3 separate regions of the Mus musculus genome follow, and regions 1 and 2 are each linked to region 3. Evidence: chromatin loops called from intact Hi-C (ENCODE). Cell type or tissue: left cerebral cortex. All regions are shown on one strand.

Region 1 (2,500 bases), 100 kb before region 3:
TTGCCGACAATTCTAACCACCAGTAAGCATTCACAAGCTTATTTGCTTGCTTTTTTTTTTTTTTTAAATCAAACTATGCAACATGCTTTTAAATCAATATGCAGATAATGCACACACAGCTGAGTCATCATTTCAGGACTCAAGGAGACAAACAACAAACGTCCAACATATTAATCGGGAAAATTATTTTTCCTGGAATTATGTGGCTGTAAACACAAATAAAGCAGTGTTCTGGTTAATAATAAAAATGGAATAGCCTCTCCAAAACCCACAGGGTTTGGAGGAGAATCCCCAAACTGGGAAAAATACACAAACAAATCTGGACAAATTAAACTGAAGCCAGGACTGGCTTCCTAACTGTCATTATCAGTAGCAATTATTGCCAACTGTTCATGTCCTGTCAACTCTGTCTCTCTGCAAGCAGGATTAAACATTCACCATAGAGAACTCAGGAGTAAGGGCAACAGCAAACAGAGAGACACACAGACATACAGTGGTAGACAGACATGCCAGCCAGCAAGGTGACAGGAACAGGAATGTAGCCATCCTGCCCTGTCCAGAGACAGACTGACCTTCCTTGAGACTTTTCTGGTTGCTTCCCTCAAGGCATTCCTTTTCTTTGAAAGGTTCAAAATCCTCAGCAGTTAAAATTTCTGGGAAGCCTTGTGGCTGCTTCTTGGAGCTATCGATCATGGTGAAGACTTCTGGAGACAGGCAGCATCCAGCAGGAGATAAGCTTGATTCGCAGGACAGTAGAGAGCACAGAACACTCTGGTCCTGCTCCCTCCTCACAGCACACTGGTCACAGAGCAATTAAGTCTCTAAGTGACATAAGGCAGCCATTCGCTTGGAGTTCCCAGCTTGACCTGCAGACACACTCCTTCGGGTGGGAGCCTTTAACTCTTCCACACTAGAGGAAGGCAGAGGCTGCGAGGCACGACTCTTAAGATCCCACCCCCTTTCCCAGCCATCCCCCTTCCCTTTGCCATTCCAGCCTCCCCCGCGCTGGCTGCTTCAATCTGCAGCTAGATGCTCCCAATCATCTGACGAGCACTGAGTCAAGCAGTTAAAAATAAAATCTCTAGCTATTAAAGAGAAACCTTTGCTGATAACAGGAAGATGAACGGCTGGCTGCCGTCTCTGCTGTGCTCTCTGTAAGCAAAGCCCTGGGCTGTGAAATACTTCACACTGGCCAGACGAGCCCATGCATTACTCATGAAGTTCTCCAGCTAAACAAATGACAGAAGAGGACATCCAAAGGAAGCAGTTTTATCTCTGCAGAGGCACCTCACTGAATAAACATGCTACCAGCACATGTGGGTGGAAAGCATCCCTTCCCTCCCACGTTCCTCTGTGGGAGCCTCTTGCTACATAGGGCTATCCCTGGCAGAGCTTTATAGCCAGGAATGTGCTGCAAATCCGGCTGCTTCCTTGGCTATTCAGAGCCCATGGAGCAGCAGTTTGCCTTTGTGCCACTAGTCGGCTGAGAGAGCTAGCATCACTAGGATTCTTTTTTAAAGGAGAATTGTTCTCCCAAGTACAAAGCAACACCACTAAGAGATGTTCCTAAAAGATTTAATCAGCGATGGGCTGGAGTTTCATTTCACAACACGCGTGCCTTTTCTGCAAGGTACAGGTGGCTACTCACACATGCAAGGGGCACTCTGGAAGGAAATGTTTATGGATGGAAATTCCAGGCAACGTGGAAACAAGTTTGTTTCCACATACACCAAACACACACCAGCAGACACAATAATTTTTAGAGTTCAAACCATGTGCCTTTGCATAGAGCTCCCATATGCCCATCAACAAATGGTAGTGGCACAAGAGCCGTGCTCGATGAGGAGTCTTGTCGAATGAGTAATTTTACTTGTACACAGCCAAGGGACAAGACTAAGCTGAAAAAAAAAAATACAGGAGAAAATAGCTGACAACACTGTTCCTGACCAGTGACCAGGCACGACTGATGGATGATGAAGAAAAAAGCCTCTAAAGGATGGATATTTCTTCTGAAGAGAAAATGAGGTGATATTAGTCATACACAGCATGGCCTCGGTGGACTGAAGAAAGGGTTACATCCTGCACACAGGTGAAGCAGTATTTCCCCTCCTAGCACAGAGGGGTTTGGATCAAACATCCTGAAAATCTTTTGCCTCTGGTTTCAAGGCAGTCAACCCACACTATCCTACTGAGATTGCTATCTGCCCTTCTCCCACATCTCTGGAGAATGGGATTTTACAACATATGACATGTTTCTTGTCAACGGAGGCTCCTTTTGAAGCAACAGAAGTCTTCCAGCATAGTCTAAGTCTAAGAGCACATGGAAGTGTCTATCACACTGCCCTCAAGCAAACCTCTGCTACTGTCCCCTGTCTCTGGACCTAGTTTCCCGATACAGCATTCCTGTCCTTCCAAGAGTCACAAGGAGTGACTGCTCTTTACTGGGTACTTCATCAACTTTTTTGCACATATTACACGGTATCCCAGCAGTCCTGCTGAG
Region 2 (2,500 bases), 81 kb before region 3:
AGTGGTTATCTTTAAGGGGTGACTCTTTTGCCAAGTTGGATCTAATTCAAATATTGAGGCAAAGTGGTTTTCTTTTTTAAATTTATTTTAGTATTTCTTTAAGGAGAAAACAGCACATAATTAGTTCTTTATTAATGAGGAACAGACTCTGCCAGTCTGAGAAACCTTTCCTCTCTGATGTTTATGAACTGAGAGAAAATGAGCTTCTAGAAGTGTGTAATTCTGCCACTGACTCCAGGAGGCACAGAAGGCTGAGGAGTGTCCCAAGATCCTTAGGCTGCTCTTGCCAGCTGAGATGTGGAAAGCTGCTCTCCTTATTGTTCCTTCATTCATTGCTCAAAGCACCAAAACCTAGCACTGAGAGGACAGTGCGGCTGTAGTCTGATCAGAGGCTCAGCCCTACACACCCTAGAAGACACAAGCCTCGCAATAAAATGCCAGTTCCAGACCCCACAGATTTGGTCACGATGCAGTCACAAGCACTTCCTGTCATGAGAAACTAGAAAACCCAACACACATGAGGCATTTGCTCACACACATGAGGCATTGCTCACACACACTAGAAAATGGGCTGTGCATCAAGACCCAGTGCTCTGGAGGGTGAGCCAGCTCCAACATTGCAGGTTAAGTTTCTGAAAGAAAGACTTGTGTTGTCAGAGTCCCGAAACCTGTGTGACAGTACCCTGATGTCTCTGCTGATGGAAGTGCTCTATGTGATGGACTTTCTCACAAGGCTAAGTAAAAAATGACCAGCTTAAGTATCCTCATAGCACACATGCTCCAAGCAATTTGAGTGGAAAGCTCTCCCTAGGGCAAATGGCAGGGCAACAGCAGAGATGCCAAGGGAGATGAAAGTCAGTGCCCTTAAACCACTGTCCCCAGCACAGTCTAAGAGCTGCCCCGGGGTGGACAGAGCAGGAGAACAGGAGAGCCGGCCCTCCCAATGGGTGTGGGGGCTGGGAGTGTGGGGTGTGTGAGAGCCCGGCCAGAGGGTGAGAGTGAGCAAGAGCTGGCCCTGCCTCCTGTTGATGACAGCATTGGGCAGCCTAGCCAGAACAGTACTCAAGAGCGTGCCCTGGTGGTACAGATAAGGGAGAGCCAGCGACCTACCAGCCTAGCTACCACCCAGTCCCAGATCCAGGGCCAGTGGGCTGACCAGCCCAGCTACCACCCAGGCCCAGATCTAGGGCCTTGATATAGCCCACCCCAAATCTGCATTATCTGTGAACTGTTGAGTGTCAGTCCTGTTGATTCAAAATTGCAGGATTTCCATGACACAGGGCAACAAAAGGATAATCAGGCCCAATGAGGATTCAATACTGATGGTTTCACAGAAACCAAAGACCTTGAACTAGACCAATGACTCATTGCAATGAACATTCACAAGTGAAGATCTGTGGACAGAGGAGTATGTTGTGGGGACACTCTGTGATACACTACAGCTTCCATGACAAGATGTTTTCTATGTTTTATTTTGCTTTGTTTGTGTGGTTTTTATTATTTTGGTGGAGGGAGGAAGATTGCAAGGGCAGGAGGCAGATACAAGGGGTCAGGGAGATGAGTGGGACTGGGGTACATGATGTGAAAGTCACAAAAAAAATCAATAAAAAGTTAAAAAAAAGTACCCCTAGATCTTGACAGGCAAAATTTACAAAAGGCTTTGAGGTGACCTAAAAGTTACTCAATGCTTACCACAGCCAAAATCCAGTGCTTTTAAAATGAAGACAGCAAAACCCAAGCCCAAGCCCAGACACTGCCTGGTAATAGTCACAACATTAGGACCATATGTTCACACATGCATACACAGACTCTTACAACTTTCACATGTAACCCCTCCACACGCGCGCGCGCACGCGCACACACACACACACACACACACACACACACACAGAGAGAGAGAGAGAGAGAGAATATGAATTATACATAAGAAAGATAAAGCCACAAAGATAACTGGTAGCTTTAAATTTCTGAATACATGGTGAACGAGTAAACAGAAGATCACTGGTGACTGCAGACAGCGTTTCATAAGTGAAATCTGACAGAGACACAATGTTCTACCCTCAAGGGTGCATAAAAGAATTAGTTGCTTATACAGTACATACATTTCTACAAGAAAGTGTTAGTGAAGAAAATAAAAACCAAAATACTTTCTAAAACCTTACCTGGCCTTGAGTTAAAATTCCCAAATTATTTAACTGTCCATATTTGAATCTGAACTTGATTTCATTAGTATAATGCCAAATTCCTTATCTTTTAAATCCTCAGAATTATGACATTTGAATGTACATCCAATCTATACTCTGAAGGTGTTAGTGTGATAATTTGAATGAGAAATGTCCCCTTCGGCTCACACATTTGAACACTAGGTGCTACTTGGGTGGGTTACAGAGTGTGGCCTTTCTAGAGAAAGTATGTCACTGGGCTTGGGCCTCACTCCACTTACAGTGTGTTCTTTACCCTCCATGTTCATGGATGAATGTGCTTTCTTAGTCTGCTAGAG
Region 3 (2,500 bases):
TTAGGAACTTCACAACCGCTCATCCTAAGAGTGCGATCTCAAGCTTCAGAAAAGAATCAAACTTTTCAAAGTTTCTTTGCCTGAGGCAAACCTTGAGCTATCCTCGTGGCCTGAGACCCTACACCCGCCGCACCCCTCGTCACTGTCACACCGCGTCTGCTCATACACAGGGCCAAAGGGTAGCTTCTGAACACTGAGAACTAGGCAAAGTTTCAGGGACAGAACAAAAGCGGTGGAAAACTTTCTCCCTGGAAACCCGGAACGCTGCGTGCGTGCAATTTCGGGAGGGCTTGCAGACACACCCTCTGCAGCCCCGCGGGGACCCCAGGGGAAGAGCCGCGAGCAGGGCTGGGGAGGAGGATGGAAGGTGAGTCCGGGGCGTGGGCCGTCCCCATCCCACCACGTCCCCGTCGAGTGGCTCCGGCCAAGGCGCTGCTGCACCTCACTGCAGTTCCAGCGTGGGAGCGCGCAAGCGAAGCGCCTGGTACCAACTCCAGGCTGCCCGGGAAGATCGGGCCGCGGCCGCACACAGGGGACCCCCGACGAGGGAAGCCCGGACCCGGTAGCCCCGAGACCGCGGCCGCCCCGCCCCGCCCCGCCCCGCGCGAGTCCCGGGACAGCGCGCACCCGGAGGCGCCGCAGCAACCTCGAGGGGCCACCGAGGACGCGGGCCTTCCGTCCGTCCCTCTCCCGGGGCCCGGCCTCGCCCTCCGCAGCTCTCCCCTGCCTCAGTCCCAACGGCCGCCTCGCACCCGCTCGCCGCTCACCTCCCCGGCCGCTGCCGCCGCCGCCGCCACCGCTGCCGCAGCTACCACCGGATCTCGCGAGACTTCGCTCCGCCCCCGTGCTTACCCTCCTCCCGTCTGAAGGCACGGAGCCCGTCCTGGAAGCTCCAGGTAGCGCCGAGCCGACTCCCGGAGGTTTACACCCTGCTTCCCTTCTCCCACCCGGCATCCGCCCTCGCCCCTGACCCGGAAAAGTTAAAACCCAGGTGCGAGGCCGCCCGCTCCCGCCGCGCTCTCACCTGGCTGCCCCGGGGCGCATGCGCAGCTGGGCTGCGGAGCTGGGAGCTCTTTGGTTGCTGCCTAAGCTCTGGCTGCTCCCAGTCAGATAGATGGTCAGTCAGTGCCGGCTACCCTAGCAAGCAAACAGCTCATGCTGCCTCACTAAGTGCATTCTTGCCGCCTCCCCATTCCAGAAGGAGGTTGCAGCGGACGAGCAGACCGGCCTGTGGAGTCGGTGCGTTTCTGATGCCACACCCGCACCTGTAGGAACCCCTCCTCTTGAGCCCTGCCTCACTCTCCACCCCTCTGTAGTTCTTCCGAGTGGAAGAAGTGACCCCAATAGGGGGTCTGTTGCAACCCATCTTAATGCAACTAGACAAGAGAACGCTTTTCACACTTTCTCCAACTCTGTAGAGCCCTAAAAGCAAAATATGTTCGAAAACAGTGGGAGAACCCAGGATAGAATGGTTCATGGACATAGAGCCAGGGCATTCGTGGAGTTAGGTCAGCTGTTCGGGGCCACAGGGGGTCGCATATCAGATTCTGTGTATCATTTACATTGATTCATAACAGCAAAATAACTTTATGGTTGGGGGATCACCACAACATGAGGAACTGTATTAAAGGGTCCCAGCATTAGGAAGGCTGAGAACCACTGCATTACGGTGTGACTTCTTCCCAAAAGAAAACTTAAGAGTAATTGCTTCTAAGGAAGAGAGGCTGGCATAGTGAGATGCACTAAAGTGGGTACCCATAACCTCGTGCCTTAGAGTTTTACTGCTGTAAACAGAAAATTGCCATGACCAAGGCAACTCTTATAAGGACATTTAATTGGGGCTGGCTTACGGGTTCAGAGGTTAAGTCCGTTATCATTAAGGCAGGAACATGGCAGCAACCAGGCAGATATGGTACAGAAAGAGTTGAGAGTTCTACAGCTTCATCTGAAGGCTGCTAGGAGAAGAATGGCTTCCAGGCAGCTAGGGTGAGAGCCTTAAAGCCCATGCCCACAGTGACACACCTACTCCAACAAGGCCACATCTTCTAATAGTGCCACTCCCTGGGCAGAGCATATACGAACCATCACACTTCCGAAGCCTGCAATAAAGAAAATACCCATATGGTCTTAGTAACACAGTATTTGAATTTGCATGACTCTAGGGCCTGGCACTGCCTTGTGACAAGGTCTTTGTCTTAGTTTGAGTTTCTATTGCTGTGAAGAGACATTATGACAACTCTTATAAAGGAAAACATTTAATTGGAGCTGGCTTACAGTTCAGAGGTTTAGTATAGTATAGTCATGATGGGAAACATGGCAAAGTGTGGGAAGACATGGTATTGGAGAGGCAGCTGAGAGTTCTACATCTGGATTTTCAGGCAGCAGGAAGAGAGATTGAGCCACTGAGCGTGGCTTGAGCTTTTCAAAACTCATAGCCCACCTCAGTGACACACTTCCTCCAAGGCCACAGCTCCTAATAGTGCCATACCCTGTGGGCCTA

Evidence for each region. A loop is a pair of places that touch in the nucleus more often than their neighbours do. Peaks named below come from ENCODE experiments on the same cell type or tissue, not always from the same donor. Only the 100,000 strongest peaks of a DNase experiment are listed, where the experiment ranks them.
Region 1: a loop joins it to region 3, with 4 times the contacts of the local background. A loop is called at or near these places in 14 of 42 quality-filtered maps.
Region 2: it touches region 3 in a loop (2.3-fold over the local background); 5 of 42 quality-filtered maps call a loop at or near these places.

What each region holds. Positions count from the first base shown.
Region 1 is chr16:13,356,832-13,359,331 of GRCm38, reverse strand. All of the region lies in intron 3 of Mrtfb (myocardin related transcription factor B), which reads right to left. All of the region lies in intron 3 of LOC115488652 (a long non-coding RNA gene), which reads left to right. Among named protein-coding and RNA genes, the nearest start is that of Gm15738, 64 kb to the left of the region's middle. In left cerebral cortex, a CTCF peak has its summit at 1,472; DNase peaks (open chromatin) are centred at 1,061 and 1,359; H3K4me3 peaks cover 2,074 bases; H3K27ac peaks cover 2,500 bases.
Region 2 is chr16:13,335,581-13,338,080 of GRCm38, reverse strand. The region is part of intron 3 of Mrtfb (myocardin related transcription factor B); the gene reads right to left. Among named protein-coding and RNA genes, the nearest start is that of Mrtfb, 80 kb to the right of the region's middle. In left cerebral cortex, a CTCF peak has its summit at 1,086; no DNase peak of the experiment used is centred here; H3K27ac peaks cover 398 bases.
Region 3 is chr16:13,254,822-13,257,321 of GRCm38, reverse strand. It overlaps Mrtfb (myocardin related transcription factor B), which reads right to left and starts at 841. Exons shown (of 17, transcript NM_001122667.2): 1 at 768-841. In left cerebral cortex, CTCF peaks have their summits at 760 and 964; DNase peaks (open chromatin) are centred at 404, 871 and 1,035; H3K4me3 peaks cover 1,472 bases; H3K27ac peaks cover 1,380 bases.